2 separate regions of the Homo sapiens genome follow, and region 1 is linked to region 2. Evidence: chromatin contacts called from ENCODE Hi-C or POLR2A ChIA-PET data. All regions are on one chromosome and are shown on one strand. The core of a region is the stretch at or near the end of the contact, and the rest is flanking DNA. Distances in the headings are between cores, read along the strand shown. Region 1 overlaps PALLD (palladin, cytoskeletal associated protein). Region 2 overlaps PALLD (palladin, cytoskeletal associated protein).

What was found. A loop is a pair of places that touch in the nucleus more often than their neighbours do. ChIA-PET counts read pairs that join two places held with the same protein, here RNA polymerase II (POLR2A). Pooled maps may share reads with other maps.
Region 1: a map of PC-9 shows a loop between it and region 2 (6-fold over the local background). The contact joins two enhancer-like sites. A Hi-C loop is called at or near these places in 39 of 168 maps with a recorded cell type or tissue (A673, Caco-2, Calu3 and 23 more) and 23 of 50 pooled maps. POLR2A ChIA-PET finds 5 or more read pairs at or near these places in 11 of 52 experiments (A549, GM12878, H1 and 8 more).

The regions. Positions count from the first base shown.
Region 1 is chr4:168,584,877-168,590,198 of GRCh38, forward strand. The region is part of intron 2 of PALLD (palladin, cytoskeletal associated protein); the gene reads left to right. The region is part of intron 1 of LOC124900807 (a long non-coding RNA gene); the gene reads right to left. Among named protein-coding and RNA genes, the nearest start is that of PALLD-AS1, 61 kb to the right of the region's middle. Within about 2 kb of position 2,600, at least 13 of the 41 ENCODE cell types and tissues checked have a DNase peak (open chromatin) inside an H3K27ac peak, as active enhancers do; they include PC-3, PC-9, ascending aorta and 1 more, where a contact is called at or near this core.
Region 2 is chr4:168,633,782-168,639,098 of GRCh38, forward strand. All of the region lies in intron 2 of PALLD (palladin, cytoskeletal associated protein), which reads left to right. Among named protein-coding and RNA genes, the nearest start is that of PALLD-AS1, 12 kb to the right of the region's middle. Within about 2 kb of position 3,135, at least 8 of the 41 ENCODE cell types and tissues checked have a DNase peak (open chromatin) inside an H3K27ac peak, as active enhancers do; they include PC-3, PC-9, ascending aorta and 1 more, where a contact is called at or near this core.

The sequences.
Region 1 (5,322 bases), core at 1,350-3,849, 49 kb before region 2:
TGAGCAAAATATTCCCTCAACAAAGTACCCATGCACACACACATGAAGAAACTACACATTTATTTGGAATGTCTAGTAGAGTTCCCCCCTTTCTTGGCTATTTTACACCAGTTCCCATATAACTGGTTTATATAATAATAGTTATTTATGATAAAAATTTGACTAATTCTAACTGACAAGAAGATAGATATGTTTGTTTTGGAAACTATTTCTATTTGGTAATAGATTCCAAATGTATTGAATGGTCTCTAAAAGATGTAGGAACACAGGACATACTGCTCATGATGTACAACAAAAACAATAGTTTCAAAATTTTATGACATATTGCAGTTTATCAAGTGGTTTTATAACCATTATCTTGTTTAATTCTCACAACATCCTTATGAGTAGTGTGTGTGTGTGACCATGAGAATATATGAGTGTGAGTGTGTGTGTGTGTGTGTGTGTGTCCGTGTAGGAGAGGAAATGATTAACCCATTTCATAGATGAGGTGTAACCCATTTCATAGATGAGGTGTAACTAACAATGTAGCTTCAATTATACTGGCAGGTCACAGAAAAGAGATTTGCAACCAGCCTTATGCCTCTCCTCCCACCTCTCTCTACTGACCCACATCTTTTTATGAAGTAGGGATTGCAGCCATCCCACAGCTCATCAATGCTGTCATGTCTATGCACGAAGGCACTCTTAGATAGAAGAGAAAACAGAGGGGGGCCTGGGATCCAGTCCCCAGCGCAGGCACTGAGTGTGCCCCTGGCCCCATCAGTTTAATTCTGAGCGCTCAGGACAGTATGAGGAGCAGCCTGTCGTTTTCGGAGACACCAGCTGAGGGAGCCTGTGGACACAATACCAGTTGAAAAGCTCCCCAGCCCAGGGTGGAACCAAGCAGCCCACGCCTGCTCTTAGGAGCCAAGTTTCCCAAACAATGTCAGAGTTAGCTTGGGGAATCTTCTTAGTACTCTTAAGAGGCCAGAGCTGAGATTTCCACACAATGACATATTAAAGTATTGGATCCAGGGTCCTTTGCATTGGTAGAATGTCAGGAAAATAGCATTAGCTAGATAAACTTCTTTCCCTCAAACCAAATACAGTCGTATTGTTTACTATTATAGGTCTATTAAGGTTGCTGTTTAAATGTTACCAATGTCCTCATATTTTGGTAATTTTGTTCGAGTTGGAAAGAAATGTCTTGAGAAATTTTTATTTAGCCAGAGTGTTTGAGCACTTTAAGATATCTTTAGTATACTACATCGCTTCTCCAGGTCCTCAAGAGACCTAAAAAAAAAAAAAAAAAAAAAAAAAGGCTTTCTAAGCAGTGCCTATCAAGCTACTACTTCCGGCCCCACAAAAAAGAAAAGCTGAGACTCTTCACCCCTTGATTCCAGTATTCCCAAACTCCTGGTAAACCATTAGGAATTAGATATGCCCCAAATTTATGTAGCAACTCCCTTCTTAAGAATATAGAGAACGTTTTTTTTTACACACCTTGTTACACCTCACAATTGAGCCTCAACTTGAGATTCCCTTGCCCAGCAAAGTCCAGAATTCACCACTGTCTACATGCTGGACCCAATTCGTTTTGCTGTCGTTGATCACTAATTTGGGAATTGTGGGAGGGAGAGGAGGAGCGAATCCCTCTCTTTACTTTAGAACTGGTAAAACTGAGATAGCCAGAGATTTCTAGAACTGCCAAGCTAAAACGTAAGCTGAATCATTGTGCAAGTATGGATTAGAACCCAGTACTGGGTTTGAACTGTAAACCCAGTTTCTGATCATATGGCTGCCCAGTGCTCCTGGTGGCAGAGCTGATTGCTTCCTGGGTTCAAATGGGTCATGCTTTCCAGGGCACTCTGGACATCCATGGAACAAGCCTAATTTAAACATTAGAGGTCTTTCAAACCCTTATATACCAAATCATCATCAGTTCAGTCTCTCAATTCTGCATTAATTCTTTTGTGGAATTAAAAAATATTTTCTCCTGAATTTCCTTAAAAAAAAATCGAACGTTCCCTCAGGGCAAGGAGACATAGCTAGGGGTACCATGCGATAAGAGAGTGAGTAAAAAGGAAAAGTCTAGTATCCTAGACAGTCTCTTTGCAGAGCTGCGCTTCTGCTCAGAAGACATTTGTCAATGCCTAGAGACATTTCGGTTGTCACCACTGGGAGAGGGGTGTACTAGAGAGTAGAAGCCAGAGAAGCTGCTAAACATCCCACAGTGCCCTGGACACCCCCCGACGACAAAGAATTCTCCAGCCCAAAATGCCTGCAGTGCTGATGTTGAAGAATGCGGGTGTGTAGATATAAACAACAATCTGCTAAGCTTTCAAATGATAGCAGCTAGAAAGATCTTCAAGAGTCTAGGGATTTGGAAAATTCTGGCATCATGATAGTCAATCCCCAGTGGAGACATTCTTTGAAGACCACATAGGCAATCACTTGACCAAATGCCACCTAAAAATTGAAATATTTTTCACGTTTTGCTTGGTTTGCTAGAACACACCAATATACTTTCACCCTTGAAGAAAGGGAACTGTTTATGTCATTCAGTAGCAGGACTCCTTGGCTAAAGCAGCAGACAGCTCACCAGATTTCACTGGAAAGACTGCCCAAACCAGTCTCTGCCAGGGACTCCAAAGCGCAGGGAGGCTTCAGTGCTAGGGAGAGCGGATGTGAAGGCGGTTATGAAGGACAGCTGTGCCAGCATCTCCCAACTTTTCCGTTTTTTCTCAAACCTCAGCTTGCCTTGTGCATGGCTAAGGTTATCCCTGGCCAGCTGCTTTTTTCCCTATTCTACCTCTCCCCTGCTGTAGCAATTCCCTAACCAGTGCTACTAAGACTAAGGATTTCACCACCTCCTCCCATTTTCCACCATACAGAAATCCACAAAACTGAGTTAAGAGAACTCTCCTGCCATCCCCAATAGCCAAAAAACTGAGTCACCACTTGGCCTAACAGCACTCAGATGATTCATTAAAATACAGTGGAGCGCTCTTCAGGGGGGTGCAGGGGAGATTCAAGTGGGAAGGTAAGGCTGCAAGCAGGAGGGGAAGTGGACAGGAGATGAGACTGCGAGGCGTGTCACAAGAAGGGAGTCTCCTGGTGCCTTTCTCCAGGGCTAAACCCCTTGAGGCAGAAACTCCGTTGAGTCATTCTGAAGTCAAATCTGGTGCTAACTGGCGCTCTTGGATCTGGGTCAGTCTCGATGGGGCCTGGGAATGTCTGCGGAGTGCCCATTCCTCTCAGCAGTTTGTGAGATTGAGAGCCACTGCTCTGCTTTTCTTCTCCCTTGACCCCATTCCCAGTTTCCTACCAGGATCACTGTGAGCCCTGGGAGGATGGATTTGTAAAAAATTCCTGGAGCCAAACACCCTGAGCTATGAAACTGGCCCATTATTGTGAGAATTTTCAAATGTTGAAGAAATGTGGGGTTGGGAAAGAGAGGAGCACCTTAAAGAAGATTTATTCACCTAGTCACCCTCAGATGGTTGTCTGCAGATTTTGAGAGAGAAATGGAAATAGTTTCAGATACTTTTTATTTTTTTTTTGAGACAGAGTCTCACTCTGTCACCCAGGCTGGAGTGCAGTGGCGTGCTCACCTCACTTCATCCTCCGCCTCCTGGGTTCAAGCGATTCTCATGCCTCAGCCTCCTGAGTACCTGGGATTACAGGTGCCTGCAGCCACACCCGGCTAACTTTTGTATTTTTATTTTTAGTAGAGACGAGATTTTGCCATGTTGGCCAGGCTGGTCTCAAACTCCTGACCTCAAGTGATCTGCCCGCCTCAGCCTCCCAAAGTGCTGGGATTACAGGTGTGACCTACCGTGCCTGGCTGAGTGTCAGATACTTTTTAAGCATACTCTGGTTATCATTCTTCTCAGATTACTTCACTAAATTAAAATGTTCTAAATGTACAAAGAGCAAAATGGTTTGTTTAAAAAAATAGCCGTGTTCAATCTCTATCAGAAACAGCTTCAAGTAAAATTATTTTCCTCCAGCCAATTTCTTCTTTCAAGTATTCTCCTCTATGAAATACTCAATTTGCAACTCTAGATGAAATTACTGAGTCAATTTGTGGAAATTTCATCTGTTCCTTGACAGTGAGTTTTTATGTTTGGGTCAAAATGAACTTAAGGCCAGGGGTATCTGTAAAACACTAGGTAATAGGACAACAGTCCCTAAAGTCAAGCGGGCTATTGTCAAGCACAACTGTACTGGTTCGTCAGAGCTGGCTCCCTTAGCAGGGAAAGTTTGTGTCGTTTCTAAAGTGCTTTACCATACTGTAATTTGTCATTCTTGATTGTAATGTATGGTAAATTATGCTTCTAGAAAGTTATCACTCTGATCCACGTCTGATCTAATGAGAACAGCTGCATCCACTGCAGGCCGGGTGCTTGTCAGCTTATTCCCTCAGGGCCAGACAGGTGTGGTCTAAGCTCCAATTTAGGTAGGAGACCTTCAGGGAAAGTCCAGGTGCTTCAAGAAGCTCCAAGATGAGATCAGAAATTGGCCCCAATCCCTCTGAGTCAGAATTCTGAGTCATCTTTTTTTAAGGCCATTTTTTGTCCGTTTCCTCCTGCGACTATCAGTGCCTATACTTTAAAGTGTTCTATAACCGTGAAATCTTTCCTGGGATAACCCAGTCCACTGTACCCACTCCCACCAACCCCCACCACCAAAAACTATAGATCTACTGCTGAGTCAATTTCTTCACATTTGAAAGCTCAAGAAGGGGGAGAACAAGTTGAAATTTCTATTCAGAGCTGACACTCCATATTAAAGATAGGAAAGAAAAGTTTGGGGAGTTGCTAAGCATGAGAGGCATTGTTGATAAATTATCTTGAGATCCAGATATTAGTTGAGCCTCACTCGCAACTGAAAGAATCAAGCCTAATGGACTTTTCTGCCCAGTGCCAGACTGGAAAGATTTAAACTCTTGAAGGTCTCTAAGGATTCCCAACTGCTTTTCCTCTCATGATCCTCTCTGCTCCTGTTCTGTATACCTGCGTGCTGCCTCATTTGGCCCCATGTCCACCTAAGTGTAAAACCCAGCTCTTCACCAGTTTTTACAAGGATGTCCATTTGCACCAAATGTCACATGGTGGAAGAATTTACTGAAGCCTCCAGGATTGGCACACTTAAAAGTTCTTTTCTCAGGTTGACTAGAAGTCTTAACCACTCAGGCTGGGCTCAGTGGCTCACGCCTGTAATCCCAGTACTTTGGGAGGCCAAGGCGGGGGGATCACCTGAGGTCAGGAGTTTGAGACCAGCCTGGCCAACATGGCGAAACCCCGTCTCTACTAAGCATACAAAGAAAAATTAGCT
Region 2 (5,317 bases), core at 1,885-4,384:
ACTCTGTAAAATAGCATTTTTATTTGGACAATTTTTTTCCATCAAGCTTTAATCATACTTTGCCAATGCATATTGAACTTTGTTTCTCTGAGGTGCCTAAAGGGACATCCAATACATTTACCATCCCTTCAAAGTCTGTATACTTAGCTCTTTGAACAGTTTCTTAAAAAAATAATAATAATAAATAAACAAAAGCTCCAATGGCACTTGCAAGAGACAAGACTGGGTCCTGTGATGTGATGGCAGATGGCAGTTGCATGAGCTTTGTTTATGCTCAGAACAAGCTCGGTGTCTCTTAAATTAATCATGAATTGAATAATTGATTTCTCACACCTTGGGCTGCATTTAATCTTCAGCTGTACATTTAAAGATAGGTTATGATTGAGGTCTTGTTCACTTGGACGTCCTTTCAAAGCCTATCAAGTGATTTTACAGTTGGGTCATTTCTAATCGTAACACATATTATAAAATGTAATGACATAAACTTCGAGCTTTCCTGGCTTTTCAATTTCCAAGATGGGCTTCAGTGACCTTCCCATTTGTTGGTCAGCCCCAAAGATGGTGGGGCTAATGGATACAGTGGTTTTTCTGTAAATGTAATTAAACGTGCCTCTGCCAGCTGCCTGTGGTATTTGTGAATGTTTTCGTAAGAAAAGCTGTTCTTCGACTTTATCTGCCCACTGTGGTTTGTGGCATGTTGTGCTATTCTGCAGCCTTGCAGTTTTTTTCCTGAATGATTGGGCTATGATGTCATGTGCTATCTCAGCGCAGAACCTTTTCAAAGCTTTGCTGGGGTCTGTGTGCCTGAGCGAGGGGAGTGGAGGCTCCCTCAGAGCGCACTTGGTAGCGACTCCCCGTCTACTCCAGCACATTCCATCGCCTGGAGACCAAAGCCACCAAATGATTTGCGGTCAGAGTGATTTGGGGCTGGTTAGAGATGATTTAAAAGGAAGGTTATGGGCATATGAAGTGTAGCGTAAAGAAAATATATTTTACTACTTTATTGAGACCACATGGCTCCAACTTGAACTTTTTTTTTAAACATGGAAATTGTTGGCTGAACTGGCTCACAGTGTTTTTTCCCTTTTTTTCATTTTTATTGCTCTGAGCGAAGAGCTGTACTCCCTATTTATTATATGCTTGACCTCTCCATTATTTCTGAAAGTTTGAAAAGCTTTTTATGTTTAAAGAAAACAGGAAAACGTAGGATTTATCTGTTGTGCTCTTCAAGGGCCAAATACCATTGCCAGAGAAGAGACCCAACTCTCTCCAATAACTGAAAGAAGGTTTCTTTCTCATGTCAAGCTTGGGAAGCCATCAGTTATGAAAGAGACAAGGGCCAGTCTGTCCCAGGGTACCCGAGGGCCACAGCATATCAGTACTGACAGTGTATCCATGTCTCTTGTTGACTGGGAGAGATGGTTTTGCTCAACCTCCTAAGGGTTCAATATACCCTACGATTAATAATGGGGCCAAATAAAGCATGGTCGATCTTTTCCAATGCCAGAATGGTGATGCTAGGGCTCAGAGACCAGGGGCTCCTTCTCATTAGCGGTCCATGGGAACACATAACACTTGGGTGCAACACTTCGTTTGTGAGACTAAGCAGCCATCTCCTGCCTCTCCTATGTGGGCTACCACAAACTGGCACAGTAAACCACCTATTACCTCTGAACAGGTTCCCAAATCTCTGTCCAGCATGAACTTAAAGTATCTATTATCACTTCACTCTGTGGCTCAGGTTCATCCTATTTCAATCCTCAAGGCATATGCCATAGTCTAATAGTCCATTACAAGCTATCAGATAGCCAGCTCCAACTTGCAATTCGGTGTTATGACACTAGCTAGAGAAGTGCCATGGAAAGCATGTTTGTGAGCATGCCCAGTCCCTTGGCAGCCATCAACCCAGGGTCTGAGGGCCATGACTGTGATGTAATGGAAGGCCTGAGATCTTCCCACCAACCCTTCATGGTTGCTGGTCTGTGATCCATCTGAGCCAGCCTGGATTCCCGCAGTTTGAGTCTGTGTGTGTGTCCAGGGATTTAAAGGAAAACATGTGGAGACCAAATTAGTGTGGCACCTGATGAGAAAATCTTATAGAATTGGAAAAATGTCAAGAAGGCAACATTGTATGATGGAAATCAAACTACATTGGAATTGAGGATCCTGGTTTTGCCACTATGTGACCTTGAACCAGCTATTTAGTAATGTAACATTGATAAAGCACTGTATTACATTTGATCATTTCCTTCCCAAATATGACATGTGATCATCAGAACCACATTTGGAAGCAGGTAGGGCAGGTGGCGTTATTTCCATTCTGCAAGTATGGAAACTGGAGCTCTAGAGGTTAATGACTTGCTCAAGGTCACAAAGCATGTGAGTGGTAGAATTTGACCTCAAACTCAGAACTTCTGCCAGACACGGTGGCTCATAAGCATGAGCCTGTAATCCCAACACTTTGAGAGGCCAAGGCAGGAAGATCACTTGAGGCCAGGAGTTCTGACACCAGCCTGGGCAACATAGTGAGACCCCATCCCTGCAAAAAATAAAATTAGCCCAGTGTGGTGGTGGGTACCTGTAGTCCTAGCTGCCTAGGAGGCAGAGGCGAGAAGATCGCTTGAGCTCAGAAATTCGAGGCTGCAGTGAACTACTATTGTGCCACTGCCCTCTAGCCTGACTGACAGAATGAGACTCTGTCCCAGAAAGTAAACAAAAAAACCCAGAACTTCTAACTTCAAATCTCATGATCTGTCCACCATAGCAAGCAGCCCTCACAATTCTCAACCTCTATAGAACTCACTCTCCTCATTTGCAAAAATGAGACATTTGGCCCAGAAAATTACAGGCCATTCCAGCTTAAAATTCTGTGTCTGATGAATCACTGGCTGGAAGGGACTTTAAGAAATCACTTAGTCATATTCCTTGCTTCCAGAAGGACTCTATCTAAACTATTTTGAAAAGAAAATATCAGCCCTTTTCTTACAGTCCCAGTGCAGAAAAGGGCCCCAGAGAGTGTCCAAGTGCATTTGGGAGTGAGAAAGAAACGAGGAGCTACAGAGCCAGTGCTCAGCAGGGTGATCCATTTCTTGGGCTCAGAAGCAGTGAGTCTTGCCTCCCTGGATGTGAATGTTCAGCCCTGAGATCAATATCTGAAGTAGGAGAGGAGAGTCACAAGCATGCTTTGCTGGTTAGAAAGGAAGTCTGTAAGAGAGATCAGAAAACTGGTAACTCTGTGAAGAGGAAAAGAAGAGCTAAGTGACTCAGTAATGATCTTAAAGTTTATTAAGGACTCCTGGAGAGTGCGATGACTACAAATCAGTGGTAATGTTTCTACTTAAAGATAGAAACGGCAGAATCCTGCTCATTCAGCAGGTGTGACAAGCAGAAAGCTATGCTAATCTAGCCTTACTTTGCTTGTATCGGAGGGGTTGGTGGCAGAATGGGAGTGAAAGGGGCTTCTCCCTGAAGACGGTGCCTAGGAGCCCCACTCCAGTCTTCCCTTCTCTCTCAGCACAGTTCTCAGCCGGCTGGTGTACCAGTTAGTGTCTAGTAACCTTTCTAGGACAAGGGACTACCAGTAGACAACTACCAGCAAGCACAGCAAGTTGCAAGTTCAGTCTCACATTGCTCAGCTAACCCGGTTATAATTTTAAAAACTGATTTGGCTCCATGTTCTTCCTATGTCACTCCCATGAAATAGATGTTACTTTTTATTTAAAAAAAAAAAAAAGTAGTGACTGAGATCAGAAGACAAGTAATTATCACAACTCTACAACTTACAGAGCTTAGACAAGGCATTTCCTACTCTGGGTCTTGATTTCTCATCTGTGAAATGGGCTAACAATAGCCACTTCAAAGTTAAATATTTCTGAGGATTAGCCAGGCGCAGTGGCTCACACCTGTAATCCTAGCACTTTGGGAGGCTAAGGCAGGTGGATCACTTGAGGTCAGGAGTTTGAGACCAGCCTGGCCAGCATGGCGAAACCCCATCTGTACTAAAAATACAAAAATTAGTTGGGCATGGTGGTGAGTACCGGTAATCCCAGCTACCCGGTTGGCTGAGACAGGAGAATTGCTTGAAACTGGGAGGCAGAGGTTGCAGTGAGCCAAGATTATGCCTCTGCACTCCAGCCTGAGCAACAGAGGGAGAATACATCTCAAAAAAAAAAAAAAAAAAAAAAAAATTCTGAGGATCAAATGGGGAAACATAGATGAGCATGCTGTGTAACAGTTTACATCATTATTAAAAGGAGTCCAATTTCAGGCTTTTCTGTAAACCACAAGGTCACAGATGTTTCTTTTTATTCTGCCTTAATTCCATTCCCAAGCCAAAATCAGAATCACAGCAGTTTATCCTCACTTACTATGTGTCAAGCACATAACCACCTTTAATCCTCACAAAAATATTATGAAGTAGATATATTACCCCTATTTTATTATCTGGAAACTATATTCTCACAAAGATAAGCATCTTGCCCAAGATCACATGGCTACTAAGTAACAGAGACAAAGCGGAAACCAAGGCTGTCTCAAGGCAAAGCTGTGCTCTCAGACCTTCAGGGCTCTGAAGAACTGGGGCCCTGTCCTACCTGAGTACAGCCCCAGTCCTCTTGGTTTCAAGTTGCAGTTGATCTCCTGGCAGGCCTTCCAGGGGGTCTCCTCAGCTGTTCTGAGTCTAGATCAGGTCCTTTGCTTAGTCCCTTAGCTAAAGCTTCATCTTAATCCATAGTTTAGTCCATTCTGGCGGCTATAACGAAGTACCATAAACTGGATACATTATAAACAACAGAGGTTTATTGCTCACAGTTCTGAAGGCTGAAAAGTCCAAGGTGAAGGTGCCGGTAGATTCAGTGTTTGGTGAGGGCCCACTTTCTGGTTCATAGATGGTGCCTTCTTGCTGTGATCTCACGTATTGGAAGAACTAACTAGCTCCCTTGGGCCTATTTTATAGGGGCACTAACCCTATTCATGAGGCTCTACCCTCATAACCTAATCACCTCCCAGAAGGCCCCACTTCCTAAATACCATATGAATTTGGGAGGGGGGGCGGGCCATAAACATCCAGACCATAGCAATCAGCTTACCCCGATTCACACTCCACCGTCTCCTCTCTTTTTCCTGTCCTTATTCCTAGGTGGCTTGCTGACCCCTCTCATGTTCCTCTCCCACTCCACACATTCCTCTTTGGAACATCCTACATTCTCTTCCCCACCTTTCTCTCAGAAGCAGATACTTCCCCATAAGGATCTTGTACCTCTCCCCAGTTTTCCCAGCCCATGACATTAGCCCATCAAGCCTAGATCAAATGCCAATT